Linked DNA regions of Homo sapiens: region 1 is linked to region 2. Evidence: chromatin loops called from intact Hi-C (ENCODE). Cell type or tissue: dorsolateral prefrontal cortex. All regions are shown on one strand. Links, peaks and the distances in the headings refer to the core of each region. The heading gives the core; the rest is flanking DNA.

The links. Hi-C counts contacts between places; a loop is a spot of excess contacts. Peaks named below come from ENCODE experiments on the same cell type or tissue, not always from the same donor. Only the 100,000 strongest peaks of a DNase experiment are listed, where the experiment ranks them.
Region 1: a loop joins it to region 2, with 5 times the contacts of the local background. A loop is called at or near these places in 12 of 110 quality-filtered maps.

What each region holds. Positions count from the first base shown.
Region 1 is chr4:24,696,391-24,706,632 of GRCh38, forward strand. No RefSeq gene overlaps it. Among named protein-coding and RNA genes, the nearest start is that of LINC02473, 42 kb to the left of the region's middle. In dorsolateral prefrontal cortex, for the core only: a CTCF peak has its summit at 5,493; a DNase peak (open chromatin) is centred at 7,931.
Region 2 is chr4:24,483,019-24,493,260 of GRCh38, forward strand. No RefSeq gene overlaps it. Among named protein-coding and RNA genes, the nearest start is that of MIR573, 32 kb to the right of the region's middle. RefSeq lists an enhancer at 5,915-5,964. In dorsolateral prefrontal cortex, for the core only: CTCF peaks have their summits at 5,865 (motif pointing right) and 6,065; a DNase peak (open chromatin) is centred at 5,873; H3K27ac peaks cover 644 bases.

The DNA.
Region 1 (10,242 bases), core at 1,093-9,092, 210 kb after region 2:
GATATTTTGTGTTCAGTTTTGTACTGTTTCCTTTACTTAATAAGATATTATAAGCATTTTCTTTGCCATTAAATATTCTTCAAACAATGTAATTTGCAATGGATACATAATAGCCTATATATATATACATTTACAGTAGATAGTCACAATTGTGATACAGTGTATCAAGTTGTGCCTAAGGGTTTAACTTCTATTGTCTCCTTTCATCCTTCCAACACACCCATGAGATAATGTTGTAATTCCCATTTTATAGATGAGGAAGGAGAGGCTCAGCGAGCTATGTTTGTAAGTGGCCCAAGATCCCAAAGTTAGCACGTGGCTAAGCCAGGTCTCAAACACACATCTATTGTTTTAGCTACTCTTAAGTTAAACACAGTAGAATCACCCCTGAAACAATTATTTACCCAATCCACTATTGCTGGACATAAGACTGCTTGAAAATTTTTGCCATCTTAAATACCACTGTGATGATTATCCTTGCACACACAGTTTTGGCCACATCCCAGAATTCCCTGCTTACGTTAAATTCTTAAAAGTGGAACTGGGTCAAAATGAGAGAACGTCTTTTATCTTCTTGCAACATATTGCCAGAGAGAACCAGACCCTTTTGCAGGCCTGCTTTGGAGCTTTAGGCAAACTCTTCCAAATGGGAATGGTAACTGCAGGAACTATGGACTGCAGCAATCATGGCCCTCCTGGGCTGAGGACTGAACTGGGGCTCATTGACATTGACCTCTAAATGATGGCACTCAAGTCACACCTGGCTCGCAGAGAGTTTTATTGAATTTCCTTGCAATGCTATTATGCTCCGTAAACACAGAGTCAGGCAGACGCAGTGACCACGGGCCCCTATTACATCAGGTAAGTGCACATCCTGCTACATGCCTCCTCTCATTTCTATTATTTCAAATGTCAAATGCACTTTGCCTCAAGCCTTCTCGGCCTTTAATTTTTAAATCTACATGCACTTAACTTATTTATTGGATTTCTATGGGACTTGAGGGGAAATTTAATTCATATACTTCTGCTTCATCTTCACTTAACTCACTTGTTGGCTCAAATAGTGTTGTTGGCTCTTTTAAATGAGAATTTTTTGTGCAGCCTTTTTTTTCCAGAGGCAGGAAGCTGAGGAGGGAGGATTCTCATTGAAAAAAAGTAGAAATTTAGGAAGGTGATGGACTTGGGGAAGGGCAGGCTCCCAGGCATTCATTAAAACATTCTTACTAGTCAAGAGGTTGCAGAAAGGTACACAGAGTTGGGAAAGCAATCTCTTTAACTTGGCTTAATTAACTTAATTTAAGGCTCATCTTTACCACAGGGATGTGCCAGGAAGCTCAGGGGCACCTCAAATTTTTAAAATTTCCTATTTAAATTAATTGATGCCATCGGTAACTCCCTAATCTGCCCTTCTTACTAAGATGAGATAATTTAGTAAGTTGAGATAATTCCATTCCAAAGCAGACCAAACTTGATATTTTCTTATGTCATTTCAACCTGATGGTGGGTACATGTATCATTTTCATTAGGCTTCTTTTTTTTTTAATTTCCTTTTTTCTTATTATGAATATTTTCAAACATTCAGAAAAGTTGAAAGAATCATACTGTGTACACTCAAATGCATAACGTCATAATCCTACAATGGTTATCATTTTGCCCTATTTGCTTGATATTTTATCAATCCATCTCTCAATCCATCTTATTTTTAAATGCATTTCAAACTAAGTTGCAGACATCAATAAACTTCATTGTTAAACACTTCAGCATACATGTCATTAACTACATTTTTTCTTTTTCTGATACAATTTATATAAGTAAAATATACATCTCAACTGTACCACTCAATGGGTTTTGACTAATTTGGGTACCCGAGTAACTCAAATTCCATCAAAATACAAAACATCTTCATCACCACAGAAACTTCCTTAGTGCCCTTTTGCAATTCATTTCTTACCATCCTTTGCCCCAGGCAATAATGGAGCTAATTTCTGTGACTACATATTAGTTTTGCCTGTTCTAAAACTTCATGTAAATGGATTCATATGGTATGAAATACTTCATGTACCTCTCTTCTTGCTCAGCACAATGCCATTGCATCTATCAGTACTTTTTCTTTTTCTTGCTGCAGAGTAACCTTGATACTTGATGGCATCTTTGAACATTAGATTAACTAACCCTAAACCCCATCCCAACTCCAAACTTTCTCTAACAGGAGCTTATGGTTTCTTATGGCTAATTCAGGTTGTGATGGGCTTTCTGTTACTTGTAGCAATGAGCCTTCTAGTTAAAACAAGACCCATTTGAGATTGGTCTTTCCCGCCTTATGTTATAAACTGGAATTTCTCAGAAACATGTGAAAATAGAAATGAAAGCACCGTTCTGGAAATAATAACCCAGTTAATGTCTGGCTAGAATGCTATTAAATATGCTATGGGATTATTCTCCTTAATAAAGCAAAATTTAGCGCAGAGACTTGCCAGAAAAATGCATGTGGTATTTTAGAAAGAGTCTTTTCCTATTTGAGTTACCTCCCTGCCTCACAGAACCACACTGGCCTGCACTACATTGAATGTACTATAATTCCATTTGTCTTAGCATTACTTCAAATACTTGGGTTGCAGGTCAAGACTAAGATTCCACTGTTCTGCTCAGAAGACCTCTGCACATCCTTTGGGTCCTGAGCAGGATGGTCCAAGCCCAGCTGTAGGGTGATGGAGGTGGAGTCGGTCATACAAAGGTGGCGCTCTGCCCCTGAACCACGATCCAGTCACCCTGCCCTACCCGGGGTTAAAACTGGGAATTGGTCTACAGGAAGAGCCTGCCTTCTGAAAGGGACAGGAAAGGAGCCTTCAGGTGCTTTCAGTTATGAAGGCTCCTTAGACAGCCCTTGGCTGGAGTCCACTGAGAACCATGTGTAGCCATTCCTAGGGCCTTTTACCTGGAAACAGTAGTTTTAGGTATCCTAACACCACATGTTATATGACCTGATTGAACAAAAAGATGCTTGGTACATATGAGTGTTAAGAATCAGTACTAAAAAGTTTGGGAAAGAAAAATATAAGAATGAAATTGGAAGATTTGATAGAATCTGAACGTTCATTACTGATATCAGAGTAATTTCACTAGGGTAGGAAATAGAATCATTCAGTCCTTTATTTTATTCATTTAGTTGGTATTCAACATGGAGGAGGAAATGAATGCAGTATATAATTTATTCAGAAATGGGTGTTGGAGTCACACCTGGATTTCTACCTGAGCCACTCACTGAACTCCAATTTTTTTTTTCCTTCCTTGCTTCCTTCCTTCCTTCTTTCCTTCCTTCCTTCCTTCTTTCCTTCCTTCCTTACGTCCTTCCTTCCTCTCTCTCTCTCTCTGTCTCTCTTTCTCTCTTTCTTTCTTCCTTTTTGAGAGGGAGTCTTGCACTGTCACCCAGGCTGGAGTACAGTGGGTGATCTCGACTCACTACAACCTCTGTATCCTGGGTTCAAGCAATTCTCCTGCCTCAGCCTCCTGAGTAGCTGGGATTACAGGCCTGTGCCACCATGCCCGGCTAATTTTTGTATTTTTAGTAGGAACAAGGTTTCGCCATGTTAGTCAGGATGGTCTCGAACTCCTGACCTCAAGTGATCTGCCTGCCTTGGTCTCCCAAAGTGTTGGGATTATAGACGTGAGCCACTACACCCGGCCCAATTATTTTTCATCTGCAAATTGAAGATGAGATACTTAAATCATACAGCATTTCATTCCTTGATGCAACAAGTATTTATTGAGCACCTACTATGTGCCAGACATTGCTCTAGAATATAGGGGCAATGGCAACTAAACAAAGTTGCTGCTCTCACAGAGCTCTCTGCAAGACCATATTTTCAAAGATGGCTGCACCAGTGTATTCCATCCCACACTCTCTCCTTACAGGGTGACATTGACACACCTCCACAGAGAGGTGTGGTCTGTGTTCCCTCCCCTTGGATCAGAGCAGGCCTGTGGCTATCAGGGAAGTGATACTGCATAACTATTCAAGCTCATCATAAAAGGTGAGGCAGAATTCTCCTGGCCTTCTCTCTTGGTACACATGCCTTGAAATCCCTACGTTGTTATATAAGAAATTTAGCTACCCTGTAGCTGCTAAGATGGAAAGGTCATAAGGAGAGACCACACAGAGACAGAGAAAGATACCCATAGCATCCCAGCTGTTCCAGGCCCCAGCCTTTGATCTTTGGTGAAGGCCCTGAGAGATAATGCATCCCTACTGTGTCCCATCTGAACTTCATGCTATACAATGTATGAGCATAATAAGCAGTGGTTTTATGCCACAAGTTTTGGGGTAATTTGTTATGGCACCCTTATAACTGAAAAAAGCTGTATGCTAGTTGGGCAGAAAGATGCTAAGCCAGTAAACAACAAGATATTGTCAAACATGACCACAAAGAACTAAAAATAGGGTGATGCGACTGAGGAGAGGGAAGGAGAGGCAACTCCTGCTAGAAGATTTTCCCCATAGAAATCCTGGCAGAAGAGAAAACATTTGAGCTGCATCGACTTGAAAATATAAAAAGAAGGGCCAGATTGAATGTTCTGGGGACAGAGGTAACAGTGAATGCAATGGCCCAGGGAAGCCTGCAGCTGTGCCCATTAGAGGAATTAGAAAATAGCTGGTGCCCCTGGATTACAGAGAGGGAAGAATAACATCCCAAGCTGAGGTCAGAGCAGACAGGTTCGCCTCATATGGGGAGTTGTAGGCCAGATCAAGGCTTTGGATTTTTATTTAAGTGTGATGGGAAGCCACTGAAAGATTCTTAGCAGTGAAGAGATATGGTTCCATTTACAAGATCTCTTTGGCTATTGCGTGGTGAAGGGATTGAAGGGTAAGAACTGAAGTAGAGAGGGTAATTCAGAGATGATGGCCCGAGTCCAAGTGAGAACGGAAGGCGGCTTGGACTGGCATTGGAATCGGTGGATGTACTATAATGACAAAAACAACAGTAACTACCATTGCCTAAGTGGTTTCTATGTTCAGGCATTGTTTAAAGTGCATTACATAGATTATATGATTTTATCCTCACAATGACCCTATGATGTATGTTCCATTATTGTACCAGATGAGAGTTCAAGTACCTTGCCCAGTACCACATATTTAGTAAGTGGTACAGAAAGACTCCTAATCCAGGCAGGGCCCCCACAGTGTGCTTCTTCACTGGATGGAATCCAGTGGGATAATTCAGGGTATTCTGGAGAGGCCAGTTCTTGCTAAGTAATTGGATTTGGAGAAGGGCAAAGAAAGACATCGAGAATGATACCTTGATATTGAATCTTCCCAACAGGAAGAAATGGTAAACGTTTGAGATGATGGACATGCTAATTATCCTGATCTGATCACATTATATGTATGGAAACATCACTATGTATTCCATAAATATGTGCAATCATCATTTGTCAATTTGAAGAAAGAACGATACCTCGAAGTCTGACATGGACGATTAGGAGGGAGGTGGTGCCATCTATTGAGATGGGGATGTCTACGGGAGAGACAGGGTCAGGGAGAGGCAAGAATTATAAGAATGAACACATCATAATGAACAATGAATGTAAGAATGAACAATAACAGGGATGCACTGATGTTTATTAATATTTACTCTGTGCCTACCATGACCAAGCATGCTGCATATACCAACTCATTTAATTTTGTGATGGCCCTAAGAAGTAAGGTACTGTTATTTCCTCATTGTACTGAAGATGGAACTAAGAAGCAGAGAGGCTAAAAAAATCATCAGAGGTGACAGAGCTAGTAAATTGGGACTTGGAATTCAGGCTGACTGGCTCCATGCTCGCTGTACACACTGCTTCTTATGAAACGAGCAGGTGTCAATGAAGAACAGCGCCCAGTGCATAGTAGGTGATTAATTAATGGTAGCTGTTATTATTAATATTGTTACTATCCAAATGTGGTTGACCTTCTCTGGTGTATGTGATATTGTGTTACTAAGAAATAGAACACAATGAATTCTCTCAGGGAAAATGCCATGTCTCTGGCAAGTCCAGACCCACACTCATGGAAGTTCAAATGATTCAAGACAAACACACAGCAATACAAAGAAGCCATAGAAGAGATGCCACAAGGCAGTGTGTGATGAAGTGCAGAAGAAACATATATATCTAGCTATACAGATCATTTCAAACATCCAGAGGAATAGTAAAACCTTGTGCCAGGATTACTAACACATGTGCTTGCAACAGCACGATTCCTTCTCTATAATTCATTGCTCCCTGTCAGGACCCAAACCAAATGTCAAAGATTGGAATAGTGACATTTACACTGTTTTAATTACCCAGCAAGATTGGTGTTTGTGGACTTGTTAAGTAGTTCCCAAACAAAGCAATGAAATTTAACGGTTTTGCTGTGCAACAAAACTTACCTCCTTCTTTCTTTCTTTTGGTGGAATGATGGGGGAGGGCAGTGGGGCCAATTTTTTCCTGGTGTAATTGAGACAAATTCCTTGAAGTTTTGGTACAATGAAAATTTAAAACATGAGCTGTTTCTACCTTTTTAGCTTTATGTAACATTTTTTTTTTTTCACCACAGATCCCAAATGCCAAAGATTCAAAGCAACAAGTCAAGCCATATTTTTGGAAAGTTTTTCATGTTTTCTTAAGATTTTTAAAAAACAAAACCCAGAAAATTTAGAAATAGAGAACATTGAAGAAACACACAGATAATCTCACATAATTCCACCACACAACTACTGATTATCTTGATGTGTTTCTTTATAGATTTTTACCCCTATACTTACTTACATAGTTGTAATTATAGTGTATTCACAATTTTGTATCCTGCTTTTATATGTAAATGTTTATCAGTCACACCTTTCTATATCTTCCACATTTTGCTGGGAGAGTCCATTAAGTGAACATACCTTAATTTCTAAACTGTGTAACTAAATCACTTTTAGAACAAGGAAATGAATAAATAAAGTAAAATATGTAAATTAAATAATGTTACTCTTTCCCCTAACATTGAACCCTTGGCAAGGCCTCCTATCTGGGAGTTGAGAGTTCTGTCTCTGGAGTCTGACTTGACTTAAATCTCAGTTCTGCTACTTGCTAGCTGTGTGACTTTGGACAAGTTACTTAACCTCTCTGAGCTTTAGTTTCTTCACCTACACCATATGGATAATGGCGGTGCTTACTCAATGGAATGGGATAATGTGCACTGAATACTGCAGAGCTGTCACATTATGAACGCTTAATGAAAGTCAGCCATCATTGCTATTATAATCATCATTATTATTGTTTAAACTTCCATGTACTTCCAAGCATGATTTTGGTGGAATGAGCACTGAATTAGAAATCCAAAAGGTTGAGCTTGGCCAGGCTTGGTGCCTCACACCTGTAATCCCAGCACTTTGGGAGGCCAAGGCCGGTGGATCACTTGAGCTCAGGAGTTTGAGACCAGCCCTGGGCAACACGGTGGAACCATACCCCTACAAATAATATGAAAAAATTAGCCAGGTGTGGTGGTTTCTGCCTGTAGTTCCAGCTACTTGGGAGGCTGAGGTGGGAGAATTGCTTTAGCCTGGGAGGTCAAGGCTGCAGTGAGCTGAGATCACATCACTGTACTCCAGCCTGGGCAACAGAGCAAGACCTTGTCTCTTCTCTTCCATATATATGTGTATGAACAGTTGATCTCTAGACCTGGTGAGCCACGTACTTGTTGCTAGTGTCCTTACCTATAAAGTGGAGTGTTAAATACCTGTCTTGTCTCTTTTAAAAAGAACTGTGAAAAAGAGAAAGCTGTGTAAATCCAAGACCTCATGAACATAAGAATTGCTCCTCCAGATCTGAGAGGCACAGTCCGGTGCTTTGAGGCTGGTATTCTCCATCATGCAGGAGAGCCAGGGGGCGGGGTAGGGGTGGTTTCTGACACCTCTCTGATGACCAGGCCTCATTACAGAGCCAGCTGTGCTCCTTAGAACAATGCCGGCAGAACACAATACTATGCAAAGGTCAGCAGAGGCGTTCCCAACGCATGCTGGGTATTTTCTTGCCTTTCCTTTCCCTTGCCTGTTCACAGAAGGCTCGGAGCCACATGGTTCTGCTGTGTTAAGGAAATCCATACCTCAGGAGTTTTTTTTTCTTCTTTTTGCTGTATTCATTTATTTTAGATAGTCCATCAACGCCATTTGCACCGCTCAGGTTAGAAGTTGTCAGCATTTCCCACTTAGGCTGCTATTTCCAGGGAATGATTATTTGATTGTAACATTTGTTCCAGGCAGCAACGGGCCAAGGAGAGGTCTTAGCTCAAAAGCACCTTCCACCTACTTAAAAGCAACAGCCACCACAGCGTACTCCTTATGTGACCAATTTAAAATGATGGGAATCAACAACAAAAACCTCAGATATTTTGAGTTCTGGAGGACAGAAAGGGTTGTTTTGACAATGGCGTGAAGTTTATGACTGCGGGTCATCAAGAGTTCATTGTCTGGCATTCTGGCATGGGCATGATTGAAGGAGCTGCCAAAACATCACTGAGCACAAATGTGAACCACGTGCCTCCTCTGGGGAGGACCGGTTTGTAGGTGTTGCCTCCTCCTTGCCTTTTCTCTTCCTCTCCTGTCTCCTCTCTTCACAGCTGGAAGATGGAATAAGTGGAGACAGGAGGTCTCAATCAGCTCTCTCCTTTTTGGGAGTTTGCCCACTGAGGAGAGCAGGGTTGGCAGCAGCAAGAGAGAGAAAGGTAGGAGACACATTATTATAATAGCCTGACCCTCCGCATTGCACATCATTACGCTCATCACCTGAGAAGCCTGTTAGGCATGCGGGGAATGATTGATGTTGCAGAGCTCATTCCTTCAAGTGCTATTTATTGAGCGCCTGCTAGGCTTCTTGTGTTTTTTGTCTTGCTGGGTACGTGAAGTTGAACAAAAACATGGTGTCTCTTCCCAGAGAACTGCAGCTAATGTGAAGACAGTCATAAGTGAATGTGCAATTACACACCAGGCTTAGGACTCCAAAGAGGTGCCAGACGGGGATACGAGGGGCACAATTTGTACCGTCAGGATAGAGAAGCCCTCTCAGAGGAAGTGGCATTTACCTGGAGAAAGGAAAGTGGAGTTGGAGGCATGGGAGTGCCTGAAGTATGTGCTTGGGGCATGTACCAGGTGTCTTGAATTTTGTCTGAGTCAGCGTACAGTTGGATGTGAGAATCAGAGACCTATTCAAACAGGCTTAAACTGAAAAGGAGGTTTGTTAAAAAGGGGAGGGAGGAGATTTGCTAGAATCCGTGGGTAGAAAGCATGGCTAGAGCTCACAGGGAGTGGACTGGGAAATGAGTGGCTTCTCCCCTTCTCCCTCTGGAAGTGATATGACCAACTGCATTTTGAGTAGGAATAGGAGTAACCTGGTGCTGATGGGGAGCCATCTAGGCCTGGGTGGCAGCCTACGGGAAGAGTCAAGGCAACAGGACCCTGTGTGGCAACTCTAAGAACTTAGCGTGGCTGTTGAGCTGGAGTCTAGGATGCCTGTGTAATAAGCAGAGGAAGCAGGTGATAGTGGAGTGAAGCTGCAGGAAGGTTAGCAGGGGCCACATCATAAAATGTCTGTGTGCTCAGCTGAGGTGTTTTCCATTGGCCCTGAAGGTTAAGAGTCTGTGGAGGAAAATGAAATAATCTGGTGAAGATTGCATGTGGAGGACGAAGGGCGGCTGGACGCAGGGAGACCCAGGAAGAGGCCCTTCTCCATCAGGGTTTGAGATGAGCATCTGCTATTTGTTTGGGCCACCTGGCATCTGGATGCACTTTTTGTTTATTTGGGGAGATTTCTCACTTTATGAGTAATGATGTGAGACAAAGACGGCCTCCCCTACTAGAAGCTGAAAAGATAGACATTCACTTTCCCAGCCTCCCTCATAGCTGGGACACAGCCATGTAATCTTAGCTTGGCCAATCAGAAGGTCCCATGTGATGTTTTTATTCCTCTCTCTCTTCTCCTCTTCTTCTCTTTCCTCTTCCTCCTCCTCTTCCTTCTTCTTCTCCTCCTTTTGCCCTTCTTCTTTCTCTTACCCTACCTCTTCCCCTCCACTTCCTCCTCCTCCCCCTTCTCCTTCTTCTTCTCTCTCTTTCTCCCTCTTCCTCTTTCTCTTTCCCTCCTTCCCTTGCACTCCAGCTCCCTCTTCCTCCCTGTGTTTCCCTTTCTCTCTCTCTCTTTCATGCAGTGGAGGCTGCAGACCCTGAAAATGCAGCAGTGCAGACT
Region 2 (10,242 bases), core at 994-8,993:
GGACCTGCAATATGAGTGTTCAGGATCTTTAAACCTCAGGCTCTGAGTCAGACAGGCCTGGCTGGGAATCACCCCCTGGGTAGCTGGGCACTCTTGGGCAAATTTCTTAATTCTCTAGACCCTGGATTCCTTATCAGTGTAACAGCAATGATAGTACCCACTGAGCAGGTCTGCACATGAGGGGTTCAGTGTAATGTCTGGCGTGCCAGAAAGCCATCTGGTTAGCGTTGCTTATTGTTACCTGATTCAGAGACTTCTTGGAGTGAGGCATGTTAAAGGTGACAGAATGAGGACCAGAGCCTAACTCCCCAACTTCCTGGGAAGTACGCCTTGCCTATTTCATTATTTTATTATTTTTAATATTTAGATTTCTCTTGGTTGTATTTTCTCATTACACATAATAATACAGATTTGTGAAAAGAAAGAAAAGGAGGAAGATAGGGAGGTTAAGACAGAGGGAGAGAGAAAAGAAGGAAAAGAATTAAATTAGAAAAAGGCCAGATGCTGTATCTCATGCCTGTAATCCCAGAATTTTGGGAGGCCAAGGCAGGTGGATCACCTGAGGTCAGGATATTCAAGATCAACCTGGCCAATATGGTAAAACTGCGTCTCCACTAAAAATAAAAAATAAATAAAAAATTAGCTGGGCATGGTGGTGGGCACTTGTAATCCCAACTACTAGGGAGGCTGAGACATGAGAATCACTTGAACCCAGGAAGCAGAGGTTGCAGTGTGCCAAGATCATGCCACTGCACTCCAGCCTGGGTGACAGAGCAAGACTTCATCCTCAAAAAATAAATGCCGGACGCGGTGGCTCACACCTGTAATCCCAGCACTTTGGGAGGCCAAGATGGGAGGATCACGAGGTCAGGAGATTGAGACCATCCTGGCTAACACGGTGAAACCCATCTCTATTAAAAAGACAAAAAATTAGCCAGGCGTGGTGGCGGGCGCCTGTAGTCCCAGCTACTTGGGAGGCTGAGGCAGGAGAATGGTGTGAACCCAGGAGGCAGAGCTTGCAGTGAGCTGAGATCACGCCACTGCACTCCAGCCCGGGCGACAGAACAAGACTCTGTCTCAAAATAAATAAATAAATAATAAAAATAAAATAAAATAAGAAAAAAACTGCCAAAGAGATCATGTGACATTTTAGTCTATGTACTTCTAGTTATAAACACATATACTTTAAATAATAGAATTCTATTGAACATACCATTTTGCAATCTTTTTATTTTCCCTCGATGCACGCCAATAATAATAGAACAATAGTAGTGATGACAATAACAATAGCTAGTCTTTTTTAGCCTCTTACTATGTGTTAAACACCCCTCTAACACACTCTTAACTCATGAATTTTCACAACCCTTTGACATAGACGCTTATCATCTGCATTTTATAAATGAGGAAACTGAGGCACAAAAAGTGTAATATACCCAAGGTCTCACAACTAGTAAATGGGGAATTCAGGGTGGAAACCAGGCAGCCCACAGCACAGCCCCTGCCTAAAAAACCCATGTTCTGTGTTCTTCATGGTTCATCCTGACGTGCTGTTTCACTGCCTGATTATTTTCCATTTACCACATCATGAATATCTGTCCTCGCCATTCCATAGTTTTGCACAACATCACTTTTGGTGGCTGCATAGTATTTGTTGTCTATTATTATCTCCATTTTACAGATGAGAAAATCGAGGCTTGGGTGCTCAGTAGGCTGGCGGAGGGTAGTTGGAATGACCACAACCTGCCTTCAAGCCCTAGGCGCTGTCCGCCCCACAGTGCTCTCAGAAGTACACACACTGAGCACCTACTGCAATCAGGGTATTTGCTGGTCTCAGTGAAGAATGGCAGACCCATACGATTCTCACTGCTGTGCAACTTACAGTCCAGTGGGTTGAGACTCGCAATGAAATAAGTAAGCAAATACATGACCAAGATGATTTGAGATATTGGCAAGTGCTAGAAAAACAATTCCACTCTGTGGTGTGATGAGTGTGAGTGGCAGTGATTATTCTGGAAAACTGTTTGAGGAGGTAAGATTTGAAGTGATACCCAGATGACAAGAGGAAGTCATCACACAGTAATCTAGAGTCAGATTTATCTAAAGCTCTTAACATCAAACAAAAGCTTAGTGCTAACCTGAGGGAATGGTGAGCAGAAGCATTTTTTATTTTTAGAAGTCTCATAAAGAGCATGAGACAGTGCAGGCAGAGTGGAAACAGCAAGGCTTGTGAGCCAGGGCTGGCGGGGGTGAGCCTGGCTCTGTCCCGCGTGTGGCCTTTGACAGAGTCCCAGTCACCTCATCTGTAAAATGGGCTTGCAATTGCTTAGAGCAGGGCTGCTGTCAACATGAAATGGAATAACTATGGAAAGCACCTGGAGGATACTGTAATCTCTACTGTTGACATCAGCTCTCAGGGTTTGATTGGCCTGCCCTTTGAAGCATCCAGTCTGGAATATTAAGACATCAGTGTCCGGGTGTGGTGGCTTATGCCTGTAATCCCAGTATTTTGGGAGGCTAAGGCAGGCAGATCACTTAAGGTCAGGAGTTCAAGGTTAGTTCAAGCCTAGCCAACATGGCAAAACGCTGCCTCTACTAAAAATACAAAAATCAGCCAGGCATGGAGGCACGCCCCTGTAATCCCAGCTACTCAGGAGGCTGAGGCAGGAGAAACACTTGAACCTGGGAGGCGGAGGCTGCAGTGAGCCGAGATTGCGCCATTGCTCTCCAGCCTGGGCGACGGAGCAAGACTCCGTCCCACAAAAAAAAAAAAAAAAAAAGACATCAGCATTAATCAACAGGAGAATAAGGAGATTCCTGAGATTTCACAAACGACACATATTTGTGAGCCTGTTGGGTATTGTCACCATATTATGATTAAGATCTAGATAATACTTGGCACATCATTTACTAAGTCTCTCCACAAGAGCAACTTGGAAAATTCAGAGGAATGACCTTTGGCTTCTCAGTTGGTCTGTTTACTCTGATAGACTGAGGGAGAAGGCTAACTGGGTCACCCATGACCATCTTTGACCTTTCTCAACTCTCAGTTGATGTCACTGTTGTGGTAGAGGCCCTTGGGGAAAAATTCTTTCTCTCTCAACTTTCTTTGTCCATGGAAGTAAATTGTGTTAACAATGGCTCTGACTACATTTATATCCATTGCCTACCTTCATCTTCCTACCTCCTGTTCTCCCCATTTTACAGACGAGGGGACCGAGGTTCCGAGAGGTCACACAGCCAGGTAGGCAGCTCGCTCTGGGCTGGGTCCTTTTCTCGTTCATGTACTCAGTCCCCACAACAGTCTTCAAGCCTTTTTGCCTCAGGAACCACTCTTTCTTCCATTTTCCCCTGGTCAGCTCTGACCTCGTCCTCAGATCTCAGCTTGTGTCACTTCCTCAGTGAAAAGCCCATATTATGGGCTCACCAAGCTCTGTATCTTCCTCCTGCGTCCTGCCTATCAAAGCTACAATTGCACAATTGTCCATGTGACTGTTGGATCCATGTATAAAGTAGGAGTAAAGAGCCCAAGCTCAGACATCAGGGACGTGGGTTTAGAAATGAGTGCCACCTCTTTCCAGCTGAGTGTCTTTGGGCTAGTTATTTAGCCCCTGCCCATCTCAGTTTCCTGGGGTGTAAAATGAGAATCATAATAATAACTACCTCATAGAATGGCAATGATGTGAAATCAACTCATGTTGCTAAAGTTCTTGGGGAAAATGCCCAACAGACAGCCTGCGATACACGTAGAGAGGGGCCAGAAGGCCATCTCCTAGGCCACACCGAGCCACACTGCAACCTCCATACAGGCAGGATGGTGTTGCGCTTGGCAAAGCAGGTATTCCACAAATATCTGTAGAATTCAATGAAGTACTATCATCATCATCCTCATTATCATTCTCATTTTACAAGAGAGCGTTCAAGTCGCTTGCCCAAGGTCACATGACTAGTTAAGACACTGAGCTGAGACTCACCTTAAATCCTATTGCTCATCCCACCTGGCTATTCTGCTGGCCATAGGGTCTTCTGGTCTACTGTGGATAAAACCCAGAGTCCAGGCAGGACAGGGAACAGGGGGTTGCAGAAGCTTAGGGAGGAAGCACGCCAAAGTAGGCGCACCTTCATACAGTCTCCCAAGCCCGACTGCCTGCAGATTTTCTGTCTGAGCCGCCAGAAACAAAGATGACAGCCGAAGGGCTGAAGGTCACTCCAGAGTAGGGAGAGAGGGGTCTTGGTGGGCCCAGATCTCCCAGCACCAGGCAGTGGGTTCTCACACCAGCCTTGGTCTCCTGGGCACAGAACGAGGACAGGGATAGGAGACCTCCCATCTCTCAAATGCCCTGGTGTGTTTAACTTGTTCCTGCATTTTCCTGGGGGACTTGTGTGTGCTCTGGGCCTAATGATTTCCTGTGAACATTCTACCCGGGGTGTATTCCTGTGTCTTCAGAGGAAGGACTAATCCAGCCAGACCGTCTCCATTCCCCTCCCTTTACCCTCTCGGACCAGACCAGCCTGGCATTTTTTTCTCTTGAATTTAAGAGCCTTGCAGACACGAAGATCCTTTTAGCTTTTAACATATTTAATAATTTATTATTTATCTAGTGTTTTTGTAAATGTATTCCTCAGATCTTGCCTTTGCATCTCTAGTTTCCAATTTGCACCTACCTGACATAGTTTATATTACAATCCCTTGATTCTCCAAAGGCAGGGTTTCCTCTTTTAACACTTTTTTATAGTCCTAATGAACTTCTATGCTTCATTTACTCAAGAAGACATCTCTCTCTCCCTCTTTCACATTTTCCTGCTCACAGGCATACAAATCATATGTGTCACTAATACAGTGTTGATTTTTCCTGGGTTGGTTCTTTTTTTAAACATGTTTGCCCTTCAGCCTGCTATTAACCAGTTTCTTCCTACTTTGAAAAACTCACTCTTTTAAATTTCATCATTCAGTATTTCCTCAGGGATTTTACCCTTTATTAAGAAGTCAGAACCAATTTTGGAGCAATCCTGGATACCAAACAGTCTCCTGAATCCTTTGTCTCCTCCCCAGCTCTGGCACAGGAGTGGGCACACAGCAGTGACCCAATAAATACTTGTTGGTTGACCAGGTGGCCAACAAGTGATTTTCAGAGAGGCAGATTGGAGTCCTGCTTAAGTACATGGGTGTGAAATCGGGACATGTGGGTTTCAGTGCTGGTTTTATTCCACATGTGGCTCTGTGACCTTAAGCAAGCCACTCAAATGCTCTAGGCTTCCATTTCCTCAGCTGTAAAATGGGAATGAGAGTCTTTTCTACCATCTTCCAAGGCTTACTGCAAGGATTAAATACATAAAACACTAAGGAAGATACCTGACAGAGCAAGCTGTCGATAAACAATAACTTTGGTTTCTTGCCTACTGCCTCCTCTTTGCAAGACACTTACATGATAGAGATTACCTTGAATCACAGACAGAACAAGGCAATTCACACCTCTCCCCGCACTTCCAAATTAAGAACCACGTGTGATAAAGGCACTAGGAAGATCTCGCTCTCGGTTGTCCACACAAGCATTTAGATGTGTGCAAACGGCCCATCCATGAGTCCCAGTCTCCTGCTGTCCCTTCTGAGACCTCAAGGCCAGCATCTGTAAAAAGGGGATGGTACTTTGCCCCTTACTGGAGAAAGAATTCACCATCCCTATTCTCAAACCTGTCGCCTTCATTTAAATGATCTATTGCCTTGTTACCCTAACATGAATTGCCCTCACACCAGTTCAAAACAGCTGGTAAATAAACCAACTAGGACGATAGAGGCCATCCAGTCCTCTTTAAGGATGGGTTGGCTCAGGAGGTCAAGGCAGAAATGCCCACTAGGGGGCGAGCGTGCTCACTCATCGATCCCCGTGGTGGTTCAGTCCTGGAACTACTAGGAAGGGAAGAGGGGGCTAACACGTTCCAGGCACTCTCCCAGGCCCATCTCTGGATGCACTACCACATGTAATCTAACATTGCCCCGGCTGAGGAGGTTGTATTTCTCCATATTAAACCTAGGTATTCTGAGGCTTAGGGGGGTTAGTTAATCGGCCCAGGATCCCAGAGCTGAAAGTGGAAATTGTGATGGAAACGAGGCTTCTCCTACTCTAGCAGGCCACCTAAAGGGTCCCTGTAAAGGGCAATACTCAGCTTTGACTGTTGGAAAGGAAGGTGTGCAGACACCAGACATGTGGACACTGACAAAATGGTGGGTCACATACACCTTCCCCCAAAAAGGGGCGTAAGTTTAAGCCTGTGTTTCCCAAAGTGTGTCCCACAGAACATAAATCCTGAAAGGTCCTCTGTAAAAAAGGTCTCTGAGGTCATAGAAGTATTTGAAATGTGGCATTTACTGTTCTTTCTGAAATACAAAATACTGGTGAATATGTTAAAGGTCGTGGGAAGTCCTGCAGTAAAGAAACCTGTTTGCTTGACTTTGTTTAATCTAGTTGAGCACTTGGCCAGCCTATTGGACATCAGGGTTGTTACATACATATGACATCTATTCATTTTTTAAAAATAAGCTTGCTTCAGAACATTAGGAACATACTGAAAGTGAAGGAATGGGAATTCACACATTCAAATAAGGGATTGACATAGATGTCTCAAAGACAGAGGAAAGTGCGTCCAAGTAGGGTATTTATGGAAAGTCTGAGTTATGAAACAAAAACAGACCCAGAACCATACAGAAACCTAAAGTCTTTAGGATATGAAGAACCATTTCAGCATTCAGGATGACTCCAAAATGTAATCCAGAAGACAAACTATCATGGTAACCAAGATGTTTCACACCATGGGGTAAAAATTTTACATTTTGAGTCCTTAATCTCCAAAGCATGCTCAGAGCTGGATCTTAGCATGGAATGTGAGTTTAATCATGAACTTGCTGTATTCATCAACACACACACACACACAATGGAAAAAAGTTTTGCTACGATTGTACTGAATGGCTTAGAGAGTACAGTCCACAGAGACAGATGGTTAGACCCATGGCTGGCTCCCAAAGCTGCATTCTCCAGTTCAGTGAGAGGCCAGCAGAGACAAGTGAGGAACCAGCTGCTTTCCACAGCTGGAACAGCTGCAGGGATTGACCTTGAGAGACCCTGCAGTCAGCACACGAACCTGGTGGCTCATGCTGACTTCATGCCTCAGAATGGAGTACAATGAAAAAGAACATCTACTGTTCCTGATGGGTTAAAGATGGCCACAAATCCTTTGATACTTCCCCTTTCAATAGGTGGGGTCTAATTTCCCTCCCCTTGAATCTGAGCTGGTCATAATGGCTCACTTGACCAAGAAAATGCGGCAACCGTACTCTTCTGGGACTTTTGAGGCTAAATCTTAAGAAGCTTGCAGCTTCTGTCAGTCTCCTAGAACACTCAGTCCTGGGACCCAGCTACCTTTCTGTGAGGAAGACCAAGCAGCCCCATGGAGAGGCCACATGGAGCCCTGGTTGAGCTCCAGCCAACAGCCAGCACCATCTTGCCAGCCATGTAAATAAGCCATCTTAGAAGTAGTTGGAAAACCAACAAGTCATCCAGCCACGCCCTACGCTTCTCACCCCTAAATGATCTGATCCTACATTCATGAAATACAGTAAAATGGTTGCTTTAAGCCACTAAATGTGAGATTATTTGTTAAACAGCAATAGATAACTGGAACACAATTTTATTGAGCCACTATAAGTGATGGCACCAAAGTAGGTACTTTGAATATGTTATCTCCTATAATCGTCACAATTTTCTTTAATTGTACAAATGTGAGAATTAAGACTTTGACCTTGGACACATTAAGAAACTCATCCCAAGTCACACAGCAACCCTGTTTTCCTGTCTCCAGTATCTTTAATTATTAGAAAATGTATTAGGGAAAAAAATCCACAAAATATGCTATAGAGAAAATAGGTAGTAGAAAAGTAGAATGAATGGTGAGTTTGCATGGGTGCAAAAGAAAGCACCTCTGATTCTAGCCTAAAATAAAACAAAAGTTGTAGACAATGGAGAATTCTCATGAAAATATGTCCTCCCTCTGGCTTCAGTTATATCACTGCTATGAGACTGAATAGGAAAGAGGGAATGTTTTCATAATGTTAAAGATTTTTTCCTTTAAATTAGCAAGGCCAGCGCACCAGCTGGGTCCTTGACAGTTGTCTTTACTAAAAGCACTTATGGACTTAGCACCTACTATGTGTTAGGCATTGCCTCAGGTGTTTCACCTGTCAGATAACCACAGGCACATTTCCTTACATTTGTAAGAGCTTTAGAGTTGACATAATATATTTACCCACATGGTCTCATTTCATCATGGGAGCAGATGCTTTTCCTGGGGAGCAAAAGGAGCCAAATTAATCAACAAATGATCAACATTTAGCAGGCACCACCTATATGCCTGACACATAAGATCATTCCCTGCCTCCCTCTCCCCACTGGCTGGTTTATTCCCCTTTGCTTTCTTACTTAACGGTTTGTATTGTATGGTTTATACCTGTTTCCCTCATGACTCTATAAGATTCTCTTGCATAGCAAAAACCTATGTACAGTGCCTGGGGCAAAATAGGGAAGGTCTGCTAGTGAAATGGAGGGAGGGAGGGAGGGAGGGAGGGAGGGAGGGAGGGAGGGAGGGAGGGAGGGAGGGATGGATGGGTAGGTGACTGGATGGGTGCATAGGTGGGTGGGTGACTGGATGGATGGGTGAATAGATGGATGGGTAGATGGGTGGGTGGGTAACTGGATGAATAGATGAAAGGGTGGATGGGTGGGTGACTAGATTAATGGGTGGATGGATGAATGGGTGGGTGACTAAATGGACAAATGAATGGATAGGTAGATTGGTGACCGGATGCATGCATGGATGGATGACAGGATGGATGGGTGGATGTTAGTGGGTGGGTGACTTGGATGGATGGATGGATGGATGGATGGATGGATGGATGGATGGACAAACGGATGGATGGATGGATGAGTGGGGACTGGATGGATGGATGGGTGTGTGAGTGGGTAGGTGAATGGTTGGATGGATGGATGGATGGATGGATGGATGGGTAGGTGACTGGATGGATGCATAGGTGGGTGGGTGTGTGAGTGACTGGATGGATGGGTAGATGGGTGGGTGGGTGACTGAATGAATAGATGGGTGGATGAATGGATGGGTGGGTGACTGGATGAATGGGTAGATGGGTTAATGAGTAGGTGACTAAATGGACAAATGGATGGATAGCTGAGTTGGTGACTGGATGGATGCATGGGTGGATGGAATGATGGATGGATGAATGGATAGATAGATATAGGTGTGTGGGTAACTGGTTGGATGGATGGATGGATGACTGGATGGACAGATGGATGGACAGATGGATGAATGGATGGATGGATGGATGGATGACTGGATGGACAGATGGATGGATGGATGGATGGGGACTGGTTGGGTGGATGGATGAGTGGGGACTGGATGGATGGATGGATGGGTGTGTGAGTAGGTAGGTAACTCTTTGGATGGATGGATGAATGGGTGGATGGATGGATAGGTGGGGACTGGATTGATGGATGAGTGGATAGGTCGGTGGGTGGGTAGATGGATACCTGGACGGGTGGGTGTGAATGAAAGGACTATATGAATAATTAAGTAGTTAAGAGTGGTTAAGACTTACGGAATCACCCACTCTTTATTGCACTCTTTTTTTTAAGAGGCAGAGTCTTTCTCTGTCACCCAGGTTGGAGTGCTGCAGCCTAATCATGGCCCACTACACCCTCCAACTCCTGGGCTCAAGGGATCCTCCCACCTCAGCCTCCCAAATAGCTGGTAGTACAGGCATGCACCACCATTCCCAGCTAATTTTTAAATTTTTTGTGGAGACGGGGTTTCACTATGTTGTCCAGGCTGACCTCAAAGTCCTGGGCTTGAGTATCCCGCCACCTCAGCCTCCCAAAGCTCTGAAATTATAGGTGTGAGCCACTGCACCTCGCTCTTATTACAAAAGCTACCAGTTTTTCGAAGAGGAGGAAAAGAATAGTGAAGGGAATGAAGAGATGGAAGAAAATGAGGATGAAGAAGACAGTTCAGGGAAAGTCATCAAAACAGGTACTAAGGAAGGGAAAAGATGTATTTAAAGTATTATCCATTCCTCAAGGCGGCCGAAGGGGGTGGATCACTTGAGCCCAGGAGTTCAAGACCACCCTGGGCAACATGGTGAAACTCTGTCTCTACAGAAAAAATAAAAAATAAAAAATAATATAT